Regions from separate parts of the Homo sapiens genome. Here region 2 is linked to region 1. A link is a contact called in ENCODE Hi-C or POLR2A ChIA-PET data. All regions are on one chromosome and are shown on one strand. Each heading gives the region's core, a stretch centred on a gene start or an enhancer-like site at or near the end of the contact. The rest is flanking DNA. Distances are from core to core; before and after follow the strand shown. Region 1 has its middle 45 kb from the start of LINC02543. Region 2 has its middle 33 kb from the start of GMPR.

The links. A loop is a pair of places that touch in the nucleus more often than their neighbours do. ChIA-PET counts read pairs that join two places held with the same protein, here RNA polymerase II (POLR2A). Pooled maps may share reads with other maps.
Region 2: a loop to region 1 is called in a pooled map, with 3 times the contacts of the local background. The contact joins two enhancer-like sites. A Hi-C loop is called at or near these places in 1 of 168 maps with a recorded cell type or tissue (endothelial cell of umbilical vein), 3 of 37 single-sample maps with no recorded cell type and 2 of 50 pooled maps. POLR2A ChIA-PET finds 5 or more read pairs at or near these places in 1 of 52 experiments (activated T-cell).

The regions. Positions count from the first base shown.
Region 1 is chr6:15,946,926-15,953,234 of GRCh38, reverse strand. No RefSeq gene overlaps it. Among named protein-coding and RNA genes, the nearest start is that of LINC02543, 45 kb to the left of the region's middle. Within about 2 kb of position 3,779, at least 3 of the 41 ENCODE cell types and tissues checked have a DNase peak (open chromatin) inside an H3K27ac peak, as active enhancers do.
Region 2 is chr6:16,202,337-16,208,645 of GRCh38, reverse strand. It overlaps the pseudogene RNU6-1114P. Among named protein-coding and RNA genes, the nearest start is that of GMPR, 33 kb to the left of the region's middle. RefSeq lists enhancers at 2,612-2,821, 3,032-3,121. Within about 2 kb of position 3,136, at least 9 of the 41 ENCODE cell types and tissues checked have a DNase peak (open chromatin) inside an H3K27ac peak, as active enhancers do.

The sequences.
Region 1 (6,309 bases), core at 2,530-5,029:
GTGAGGGGAGGAAATAGCAAGCTGCTCCCAGGAACAGTGACTCTTTTGGGGCCCTTGAAGGGAAGGCAAGGCACCAGTTGGCCAGGACTCATTTACAGAGGGTCTCTTTATTAGTAGTAGTATGAAAAAAGAAATCCTCTACAAAAGAACAATATTTTCTCAAGTTTTAAGTTACTTGTCCTCAGCATGTGGGTTAAAGTTGAGAAAGTTTAGCCCAATGGTTCTCAACCCTCACTGCAGAATAGAATCGCCAGGGACATTTACAAAAACAGCCTGTCTCCACCAGGGTGACTAGCTAGTCCCAGATTCCTGGAATCTTCTGTGTTTTAGCACCGAAAGTCCTACATCCTGGAAACTTCTCAGTCCTGGGCATATAGGGACAGTTGGTCACCATGCCCTATCCAAAACAATTAAATCACAACCTCTGGGTTGTCAGTCCTGGACATCAGAATGTTCAAAAGGTAGCCATGCTCCCCAGGGGATTGTAATGTGCAGCCGAGGTTGAGAACTAGTGGTTTTTTAATTAAATGAAGTGGTGTGCAGTGCAGTGTTTTGGTGCTTTCTGGAGTTCTGATAACATCTGTATATGTTGGAGGTGTGTGTGTGTGTGTACCGTGGTGCTTTCAAGTGGAGGGGAAATGGGCTTCGCCCAGGTGGATGTGATTTCAGGGTCATTTTCTCAGGACTGTTTAAACAATTGTGACATTTCAAGTCTCACAGAGGCTGTGTCTTTAGCAACCACATTATGATCATTTGAAAATGTTTGACCCTCGTGGAGCGTGGTGCTAACAGGTTCACAGGCGTAACTCACTAAGCACTTCAAAAGTGGTCAGCAGTGGGAGTGGCCAGTAATCTCAGTCCTGTTTGAAGGCAGAGTAGAGGTTACCCTGATACTCACAGTCTTTTATAAGGAAAAACCATTTTCCACTTTCATGCAGATTTAAAAAGTGGTAATAAGCTGTGTTTAAAAAAAAATCTAAACTAAAAACAAATAAAACTACAGAGACAGTCAAGTGGGAAAAAAAAATGTAGCCCACAAGATGGTAGATGGTGCTCTTTCAGGGATAATTGCAGAAATGTTCTCTTACAAACCAATAATTTGATTCCCACTGGAGCAAACCAGGAGGCCTCAGCCAGGACAACTTTTCCTCAATGTAAGAAATGTCTAATTCCTGCAAAAGTAGACTATTTGCCTAATTGGTGTGTGGGCAACTTGTGTAATAGTGTGTTGCATCCTCTTGTCCAGAATAGGCTGGACATACCCCACATCAGCTCCCCTCTGGAAACTCAAGTCAACACGACCATGGGGCAGCAAAAGTGCAGGCAGTCAGCACCTAGACAGGAGAGCTTGGAAAAGAAGACTCTGCCTCCAGGAGTTTAACACACAAATGTCCAAAGAACAGCTGGCCAACCAGAAAGGCCAAGCAAATGAAGGCTTCTGGTGGTTTCTTCCTCTCTGATTAATTACAAAAGTAAGCATTTTTATGGAGGAAAGTGAAAAATGAATTTTAATTGGCGGGGGTGGGGGGCGCTATGCAACTCCCAAGAGCTTAATTTAAAAAAATAGTTGACACCTGCCTCTTATGCTTTGGTATCTCAGTTTGAGATGCTAAAACTTGGCAGGTGTATTAGCCTGTTCTCACACTGCTATCAGGAACTACCTGAGACTTGGTAATTTATGAAGAAAAAATATTTAATTGACTCACAGTTCCACAGGCTTAACAGGAAGCATGACAGGAAGGCCTCAGGTAACTTGCAATCATGGCAGAAGGTGAAAAGGAAGCAAGCACCTTTTTCACGTGGTGGCAGGAGACAGAGCAAAGGGGGAAGTGCCACACACTTTTAAACCATCATATCTCATGAGAATTCACTCACTGTCAGGAGAACAGAAAGGGGGAAATCCATCCTCATGATCCAATCACCTCCTAGTAGGCCCTTCCTCTAATTCAACATGAGATTTGGGCAGTGACACAAATCCAAACCATATCAGGAGGACAGCATGGCATAGTAAAATTAGCAATGAACTTGGACATTGAAGATTGAGAAGGGACTTCCTCAGAAGGTCACGTGACCTCTTTGAGCCTTCATTGTTTCATCTAGAGCAAAGAGGTGTCAACGGGGCTCACTGACCCCATGTTTGTCAAGTTAGGTCCAATCTTGGCAGAAAGGGATGCCACAATCTACCAGCCATGAAACACAGTGTGGTGATTAAGAACACAGACACTAGAGCCAGACCATGTGAGCTAGAGTCCCAGCACACCACTTAATAGCTGTGTGACCGCAGGCACATTGCTTAACCTCTTTATGCCTCAGTTTCCTGATCTGAAAATAGAGACAATAACTCTACCCACCTCATGGTGCTGTTGTGAGGATTAAATGAGAGAATGCCTTGAAACTGCTTACAACAAAGCCTAACATATAGGCATGCCCCATTAGTGTTGTGTTATTATCAATTATAGTTATTTGGCTTATTCAGAATACTACAGAAAAGGAGCTAGATCCTGGAACGTCTTGGAAGCCATGGAAAGGATGATGGAGAGAATCGAAGTTAGTTGTAGGGAGCAAGGTTTTTCCTAGGAGAAACTGTCCAAAAATGTGCCACCCTGAGTACCTCTGTCTTAATCAGTTTTATATTGCTGTGAAGGAATACCTGAGACTGGGGAATTTGTGAAAAAGAGATTGACTTGGTTTACAGTTCTGCGGGCTGTACAAGAAACAGGTGCCAGCATCTGCTCCTGGTGAAGGCCCCAGGCTGCTTTCACTCATCGTGGAAGGTGAACAGGAGCCAGAGCTGGCTTGTGCAGAGATCATATGGTGAGAGAGGAAGCAAGGGAGAGCCAGGGGCTGGGGTAGGCTTTTTTTTTTTTTTTTTTTTTTAATAACCAGCTGCCGAGGGAACTAACAGAGCAAGAACTCACTACCTTGAGAACAGCACCAAGTCATTCATAAGGGATCCACACCTTGACCCAAACACCTCCTGTTAGGCCCCACCTCCAACAATGGGGATCAAATTTCAACATGAGGTTTGGAGGGGAAAAATATTCCAAGTATAGCATCCTCCCAGCAAGTGCATAAAATTCAATATGTGCAAAGCAAATGCATGATCTTTTTTATTCTTTTGGTGTCTGTTCCCACTGATCATCCTACTTGTAATGTACTTAAAACAGTGCATGGAACATAGAAAGCTGTCAGTAAATCAGCTGCTATGGTTGGGGTGGTGGTTGCTTTTAATATTAATATTAATAACTAGGATCATCCCTAGTCTGGCTAAGAAATAACACCCAACAATAAAGAGCAAATTAGATGATATGGGTGAAAGTGCTTTGCAAATAGGAAGCATTTTACAAAGATAAGGTATTATTATCTCCCTGCCTCAGTGAAAGTGATTAATTAGACAAATATTTGTAAAGTACAAACCACATGCTCTATTTTGTGCAGAAGAAATTGACGTGATCAGTGTTACCTTATCTGAACTTGATTCTAACAGACTCTTTCAGTCTAGAGAAGAATGACTGGCAGCAGCTTTCCTCAAGGCTGAGAGATTTTAACCTGCCTGGAGTTTGTGACGTCTGTTGTGATCCCGACAATTAACCATTGTAATGTTCACTGAATCAGGCAGTTGACACGGCCCTCTTCTTAACAGCCTGTTTAAATATTTAGAAAGGAGAACAATGAAACCTGAGAAGTGTGAGGACCTGCTTGGTTTATGATCAGCCCAATGTAAACATGAGTCTGGTGCAGGAGAGCCCCAGGAGGCAGGTCTCCAAGGTCCCCCAGCCTATGGGACGACTCCAGGCTCAGCTTTGCACCAAGCAGACACTTGACACTATGCCAGACGCTATCTAGGCAGCTCCTTAAGCTGAGTAATGAGACTTGGTTTTTTGGGGACCTTTAATTACCAGTTTAATGTACAAACACATTTCTCTCCAGAGATGTTCATTCAGGCACAGGCTTTGTTCAAAAGGAAAAGCAAGTTGCTTCCTTTCCCTGGCTGAGAAGACACGGATCCAGGGTGATATTTATCTAGGATTGGTGAAACCCACCCTCCTCCAGCTCTGACACACTCACAGAGTACTCACATTCTTACTCTCTCACCCAAGAACTCATTAAGTCTCTGATAATGTCTGCGGGGTGACTCTCCCCTTGTTTCATCTTTATTCTACCTATATGATGTAAATAATAACTGTGTTTAGAACATTGTTCGGGGCACTATGATGATTTACAAAGCAAGAAAACATGGATTCATCACTTTCCAGGAGCACGGGGTCTAATATAGAAAGTGAAAAAAAGTCTAATATAGGAAGAAGTAACGTAGTCCAACTGCCTGAACATGTTTCTATTTGTTCTTAAAAGGTTTTCTTGCAAAAGATAATGGAAAGGGGCAGAAATAATCATACTACTAGTAGTTATCATTGATTGCATACCATTTTCCAGATACTGTGCTGGGTCTTCTTCCTAAAGTCTCTTTAAATCCTCACAAAGACCCACAGAGTAGGAGCTATTTATCACCATTCCCATTCAGTGATAGTTTTCCTAAGATGAGTTAGTAAGTGGTGGAGCTGGACTGTAACCCTAATGGGAAGACTTTATCTCTATGCTCTACTCTCTCAGTTTCTTGACATATATTCATTAGTTCATTTGACAAACTTTTGAATGAAATTTGAATGTGTCAAAGCATTAGGGCTAAAATATGAGAAAAGGCAAAATTTTAAAAATACACGGGCCGTGGTGGCACACACCTGTAATCCCAGTACTTTGGGAGGCCAACGTGGGTGGATCATCTGAAGTCAAGAGTTCAACACCAGCCTGGCCAACATGGTGAAACCCTGTTTCTACCAAAAATATAAAAATTAGCCGAGTGGTAGTAGTGCCTACCTGTAATCCTAGCTACTCGGGAGGCTGAGGCAGGAGAATCGCTTGAGCCTGGGAGGTGGAGGTTTCAGTGAGCCGAGATCATGCTGCTGCACTTCAGTCTGGGTGACAGATTGAGACTCTGTCTCAAAAAAAAAAAAAAAAAGAAAAGAAAAGAAAAGAAAAAAAAGCTAGTCCTGCTCTTTTGGAGCTTCCGTTACCCACACACTACATCTGCTACCCCCATGTGGTGGCCCTGGTGGTGCATTGCTCAGTCTCACTTCAGAACAATCTGCTTGGTGGAGGGGGCTGGTGGACAGCCTCCATCAGCTGCATCTTCAGATTGGCTGCAGTTTTGTGCAAGGCCATGATGAACACTACAGGGTACCAGAGGCCAACCATTCCTGCCCTCCTTGGGACCCCCAGTGGGCCGTCTTTCCTCTGGAGCTCCCCCATCAGTCTGGGGCTGCTCTCTGAAGCTTCTCCCACCCAACCCTCCTTCCTGTGCCTCTCCTGTCACAGGTGTCAGCCCTGCATCCTGGTCTGAAGACTTTCCCCACCCACTCCTGCTACTCTCCCCTTTACCCTCTACAATGTTACCCCAATAAATCTCTTGCACATCAAACTCTATCTTGACATTTGCTTTTCAAAAGACTCAAACTGGAGTCCTCTTTCATGCTGCATCACTGGAAACTGCCTGCTTCTGAAATCAGGGATTCAGACACCCACCGTCTGACCACAGACACTAATCCTGCCAGCTTGCATGCTCAGCCTTTCCTGATTTGGTCTGATCTTCACCTGCTCAGGTCTTCCTACTCTTAACCTACCTCCACCTTTCTTTACCTCCCTATTTGTCTGGCTTAGTTAGCTAAGCCCACAGTCCCTTAGTTTCATCATTTATCATTGGGTATGATTGGCAATTTGCAGGGGATGATTATTTGTTGTTAGGTACCCTCTTCCACATTGAGGGCATTTAGCATCCCTGGGTCCTGCCCACTAAATTCCAATATGCTCCCCTTCATTGTGAGAACCCAAAACAGCCTTGCCTACTTCCAGACACCACAGCAGGGTGCTACCATCCCTTCTGTCACTGAGAACCTCTGATTTATTCTCTTGTCCGTTTCCATTGCCTATTGTCCTTCCATCATAGCGACCTGAAAACACCCCAAGCCTGCATGACTAGAGCTGACCACCTGTTCCCTGGCTGTGAGCAAGTGCCCAAGTACTGCCAAGCACAATCTTGCAGTTGTACAGATTGATCCCACTGTCAGTTCCTGGTCACTAAGCCCAAGCAGGGCCCCAGTGCTGATGGCAATCTAGTGAGCTTGCCCTTTCATTCTCCAGGATGACCATTAAGACCTTCTCCACTCTCCCAAAATCTCCAACTCTCACCCCCTACAAACCTAGAAAGAGAATTGTGTCTGTTACTGCACAGACTAAATACCACAGTCCATCTGT
Region 2 (6,309 bases), core at 1,887-4,386, 260 kb before region 1:
ACCAAAAGCTACTTCCTATCTTAAAAAGGAAATAGCAAATTATGCTAACACCTGATTGATTGATAAAAACAGATGTGCACATATCTCTATTCCTAATATTAGTATTATTAAGTCCACCTGCACACTAAAGTTCCAGGATCTGTGTGTACCAGTGGCAGTGCCCTGCCCTCCCTGTCGTGGAGATGCTCCCAACTTGTTCTCTTTAGTGCTTCTGTAATCAGTGGAAAGGAGCTAAAATAAATGCTTCTTCATGTCCCCACTCCTCCAGGAGGCGTGCACATCCTCCCCTCTATTCAGGAGAGATACTTGTCCCCAGGGCTGGGCTGGAGCGGTGAGCTGGTGTGTGGACACACATGGAAGCTTGTCCTTTTGAGGATCTTCCTTCCCACTTCTCTCTGAGACCTCCTACCTCTACCTATCCAGGCCCTTTTTCTCATTTGAGTAATTCACCTCTCTAACTCCTCTTTCTCCTTTCCCCAGCCCTGGTATTTCCTAGATTCATGGACAGCAAAAGCATGTTCCATGGGCTGATTCTCATCTTTCTCACCCTTAGTTCGACTAGTTCTTTGACTATTTTTTTTTTTAAACAGTCTCGCTCTGTTGCCCAGGCTGGAGTGCATCCAGTGGCACGATCTCAGCTCACTGCAACCTCCGCCTCCTGGGTTCAAGCGATTCTCGTGCCTCAGCCTCCCAACAGGGGTGCGTCACCACGTCCAGCTATTTTTGTGTGTGTTTTTAGTAGAGATGGGGTTTGACATATTGGCCAGGCTAATCTTGAACTCCTGGCCCAAGCAACCCACCAGCCTCAGCCTCTCAAAGTGCTGGGATTGAGCCACTGCGCCCGTCCTGAATCTTGGTTTTTATTTAGTAGTGGGCTAAGGGAGGGTACCCTGGGGTTAATGAAGGAAATACACACAAATCCCCAAAAGATATTATTTCAAAATATAACTCTCCTAAAAGAGTTTTTATAAGTTAGATAATTTTATTATTTATTTATTTATTTATGTGAGATGAAGTCTCGCTCTGTTGCCAGGCTGGAGTGCAGTGGTGCAATCTTGGCTCACTGCAACCTCCGCCTCCCGGGTTCAAGCGATTCTCCTGCCTCAGCCTCCCGAGTAGCTGGGACTACAGGTGCACGCCACCACACCTGGCTAATTTTTGTATTTTTAGTAGAGATGGGGTTTCACTAAGTTGGCCAGGCTGGTCTCAAAGTCCTGACCTCAGGTGATCCACCCACGTTGGCCTCCCAAAGTGCTGGGATTAGAGGCATGAGCCACCGCGCCTGGCCAAATTAGATCATTTTAGAGCTGAAAAAGCTTAGAAATTATTAGTCCAATTCTTTCATTTGTTAACGGGAAAACGGAGGTCAGAGATGTTGAAGGACTTGCCCGAAGTCACCTAGTTAGTGGCAGAGGCTGTGTCACGGAGTCCATATCTCCAAGCTTTCAGGCCAGCATTATTTCCTGAGCATTGCACTGTCTCTTATGTCAGGACTCAATTATTACATTAAAAGTTCCCAATCAACTGTAATTTATACGGGCTTTTAGAATACTTATAAAAACTGTATAGTCTTAGTACGTATGTCAAAAGAACTTGAATATTCTAAATTAAGCCCCACATTTTTCAAGGAATTCGGAAGGGAATATTTCTTGCTCATTCCAGATAGTTGGTTACTTGCCACCAAATTGAAGAAGTGGCTTAGCAGAGATGGTTGCTCTCAGTGAAAGTGGATCCGTACTCATTATTTCTTCCTGGCCTTAGATGTCAGCAGCCTATTTTAATTCACTTAAACCTTCATGTGTCACATCCTGTCTGGACCTCAGGGTTTCTGGAAGAAACAGAAAATAGGATTCAAATAGCCAGGCTTCCGGTCTGGAATAAGGATGCTGTGGTGTAGTGTGCTGTGTTTACCACTAGAGGGCACCTTTTCCCTTGCTTTGGAATCGAGTTTTTCAGAAACTGGAGTTTGCAATCCTCTGTATCTGTCCCTGTGTCCACACGTTAGTAAATTTTTGGTGGCTCAAATGAAATGCTCTTCCCGTACAACAATGGCACTCTGCAATCCTTAACAGATGTGATTGCTGATGGGGATAGTTACAATTCATTCTAGTCAATTAAGAGGAAATTGATGAGGGTGATACTGCCCAGGGGTGAGCAGAAAGAAGTCTAAATGTTTGGATTGGAAAAGGACTAAGAAGAGCTAATACCCTATGCTTTGGTTGTCTGCTTTAGAAGGAAAGCGTTCAGAATAATAATATGATTTAACAAGACAAATAGGGCAGACATATAGGATAAGCCTCATCCTACACAGGTGTGTAGCTAGCAGCCACCTGGTACATTCAAATTCTACTGAGGAAGAAAGGCAGACAAATACTGGGTTTAAAATATCTATCTGGCCAGATTCAGTAACTCAGACCTGTAATTCCAACACTTTGGGACACCAAGGTGGGTGGACCACTTGAGCCCAGGAGTTCAAGACCAGCCTCGATAACATGGCGAGACTTCATCTCTACAAAAAGTACAAAAATTAGCCAGGTGTAGTGGCACACACTTGTAGTTTCCACTCTTTGGGAGGCCAAAGCAGGAGGATTGCTGGAGGGTGGGAGGTGGAGGCTGCAGTGAGATGTGTCACATCACTGCACTCCTGAGGCACTGGGCGGGGCTCAGCAGCTTGTTACAATGTTTATTTTAATTAGATTCTAGCAATTGCAGCCTGTGCAGTGTAGATGTCCTAGGGCTGCCATTGTCTGCCATTCAGGGAACTTGGAATTAGAGCTCTTTGCAGAGATCTTGTGGGCATTAGGGAGAGGAGAAGAGGGGATGGAGTTATGTTTGAAAGTATGAGGAGCCAGTGGAAAAGCTAGGTTCTTGACTATGCCTGATTGGCCAATGACATGGCCACAGTTTGGTAACTGGCTGTGCAGATCCAGATTCTGGGTAGCAACAGCCCTGTACATCTGGCAACACTATGGCGTGTCTCTGTGGCAGCTTATTTTGAGCGTCACGGCTATTACCCAGAGTCAGGAGTAATGTCTTTCATTCTGAGACATCTAAACCCCCAACCACAGGCATGTTTTCTTCCAGGGCAGAGGGCAAATGCAATTACATCTGTGACCAATTTGCACAGCTGGGAGCTCAGCCTCCTGACAGAAACATTTATTTGAGATTCAAGTCTCTAGGGAGCTGGGTCACCAGACAGGAAGTAAGGTCCAGCAAGCATGTGTTGTCTACTATGTGAATGCTTGTTAGGCTGGGCCAGGAGAACAAAACAAAACAACACAAAATGTCAACTTAAGCTTTTAGAAGCAAAAAATCAGCCTTTTCTGTCTACAAACCAGGTTTCTCAGGGCATAGAGGAAAATAAGAATATCCAAATAAGACGGTTGCCATTGACCCCAGTACAAACATAGCATGCACATGGGACATGGAACTCGTGGAAGGGGCAGCTGCCTGGGAGTCAAAGTCCTGGTTTCCAGTTGTGGTTCTACCACTGTGAACTGTGGCATCCTGGGCAAGTCACTTTGCTCAGGCTTTTTATTTTGCAGGATTTTTGTGTCATTCTTGCTCAGAGGCCATGGTAGTCTTCTCCGTATCATTCCAATTTTTAGTATATGTGCTGCTGAAACGAGCACTTTTTTCTTTCTTGCTTGCTTGCTTTTTTTTTTTTTTTTTTTTTTTTTTTTTTGAGACTGGGTCTCACTCTGTCACCCAGGCTGGAGTGCAGTGGTGCGATCACAGCTCACTGCAGCTTTGACCTCCCAGGCTCATGCAATCCTTCCATCAGCCTCCCCAGTAGCTGGAACTACAGGCCTTTTCTGGAGCTGGAAGATAAAGAAAACCAACATGAAAGCATTGAATAGACAAATCCAGAGACCAGCCTAATGATTCTATTTAGTATTTACCCACAGGACAATGTCTCTGGATTGTATTTATTTATATTGTCTCCCAATGGCTTTATTGAGACATAATTCACAGATCATACAATTCACCAATTTAGAATGTACAAGTCAGTGGCTTTTCATATATTCATAGAGTTGTGCAGCCATCATCACACCAATTTTAAAACATTTTTATAACCCAAAAAAGAAACCTGCCACACTCCTTATTTATCAGCCATCACTCCTCAGGGCCTTCCCTGATTCCTTCCAGCCTTAGGCAACCAATGATCTACTCTCTGTTTCTACAGATTTGCCTATTCTGGACATTTCTTATAAATGGAATAATACAATATGTTGTCTTTAGTGACTGGCTTCCTTCACTTAGTGACTGATTTCCTTCACTTAGCATAATCTTTTCAAAGTTCATCCATACCGTAGCATGTATCAGTACTTCGTTTCTTTTTACTTCCAAAAAGTATACAATTATATGGAAATACCATACTGTGTTTATTCATTTGTCCATTGATGGACATTTGGGCCGTTTCTACCTTTTAGCTCTTATGAACAATATTCTGTGAACACTGGTGGACAAGTTTATGTGTGAACATATGTTTTCATTTCTTTTGGGTATATACCTAAGAATAGAGTTGCTGGCTCATACAGTAACTTTGTGTTTAACCTTTCATGTAACTGCCAGACTGCTTTCGAAGGCAGCTGCACCACTTTATTTTATTTTAAAAAATATGTTTATTTTAGATTCAGGGAGTACATGTACAGGTTTGTTACATGTATATATTGCATGATGCTGATTTGGGTTTCTGCTGAACCCATCACCTAAATACTGAACATAGTACCTAACAGGTAGTTTTTCAACCCTTGCCTCCCATCCTCATTCACCACTTTGGAGTTCCCAGTGCCTATTGTTCCCATCTTTATGTCCATGTGTACCCAATGTTTAGCTCTGACTTATAAGTGAGAACATGTAGTATTTGGTTTTTTGTTTCTGTGTTTAATTCACTTAGAATAATAGCCTCCAGCTGCATCCATGTTGCTGCAAAGGACATGATCTCATTCTTTTTTATGGTTATATAGTATTCCATGGAGGTGCACAATTAATTATATATTCCAATGAGCAGTGTATGAGAGTTCTAATTTTGCCACTTCCTTGTCAATACTTGTTATTTCTGTTTCATAAAAATTTTAGCCATCTTAATGGGTGTGAGATGACATTTAATTATGGTTTTGATTTGCATTCCCTGATGGCTAATGATGTTGAGCATCTTTTCATGCACTTATTGGCCATGCATTTATCTTCCTTAGAGAAATGTCTATTTAGATTTTTGCCCATTTTTTAGTTATTTGGTGTTTTGGTGTTGAGCTGTGATACGTGTAATATTATCTGCACATTTTTTCTCTTATTCATTGTAGGCTTGTCTCTTCATTTTCTTGATGGTGTCTTTGGAAGGACAAAAGTTTTTTAGCTGAATTGTGTGCAATTAATCTATTTTTTTCTTTAATTGCTCATGCTTTTGGTGTCATATCCAAGAAACCATTGTCAAGTCCAAGGTCACGAAAATTTACACCCCTGTTTTCTTCTAAGAGTTTTATTGGATTAACTCTTACGTTTTGGTCTTTTCTCTATTCTGAATTTGTACACATTGTGAGACAGGTCCAGCTTCATTTTTTTTTTTTGACATGTGTATATCCAGTTGTCCCAGGATCATTTGTTGAAAAGACTATTCTTTCTCCACTGAATGGTCTTGACACCCTTGTTGAAAGTCAATTAACTGTAAATGTGAAAGTTTATTTCTGGACTCTCAATTCTACTACACTGATCTATATACATCTACCCTATGCCAGGACCACACTATTTTGATTACTATGGCTTTGTACACATGTTGAAGTTGGGAAGTGTGACTCCTCCAATTTTGTTCTTTGTTGAAGATTATTTTGTTTTTTCTGGGTTTCTTGAATTTTGATATAAATTTTACAATTAACTTGTCAATTTCTGCAAAGAAATCAGCTGGGATTTTGATAAGAATTGCATTGAATCTATTGAATAACTTGAGGGTGTATTGCCATTTTAACAACAATAAGTCTTTTTTTTTTTTTGATTCAGAGTCTTGCTGTGTCATCCAGGCTGGAGTGCAGTGGCACAATCTTGGCTCACAGCAACCTCGGCCTCCTGGGTTCAAGCGATTCTCCTGCCTCAGCCTCCTGAGTAGCTGGGATTACAGGCACCCGCCACCACACCCAGCTAATTTTTTGTATTTTTAGTAGAGACGGCGTTTCACCATATTGGCCAGCGTGGTCTCGAACTCCTGACCTCAGGTGATCCACCCGCCTCAGCCTCACAAAGTCCTGGGATTACAGGCATGAGCACTAAGCCTGTGTATTGATCTTTTATCCTAAAACCTTGCTTAAAAATTTA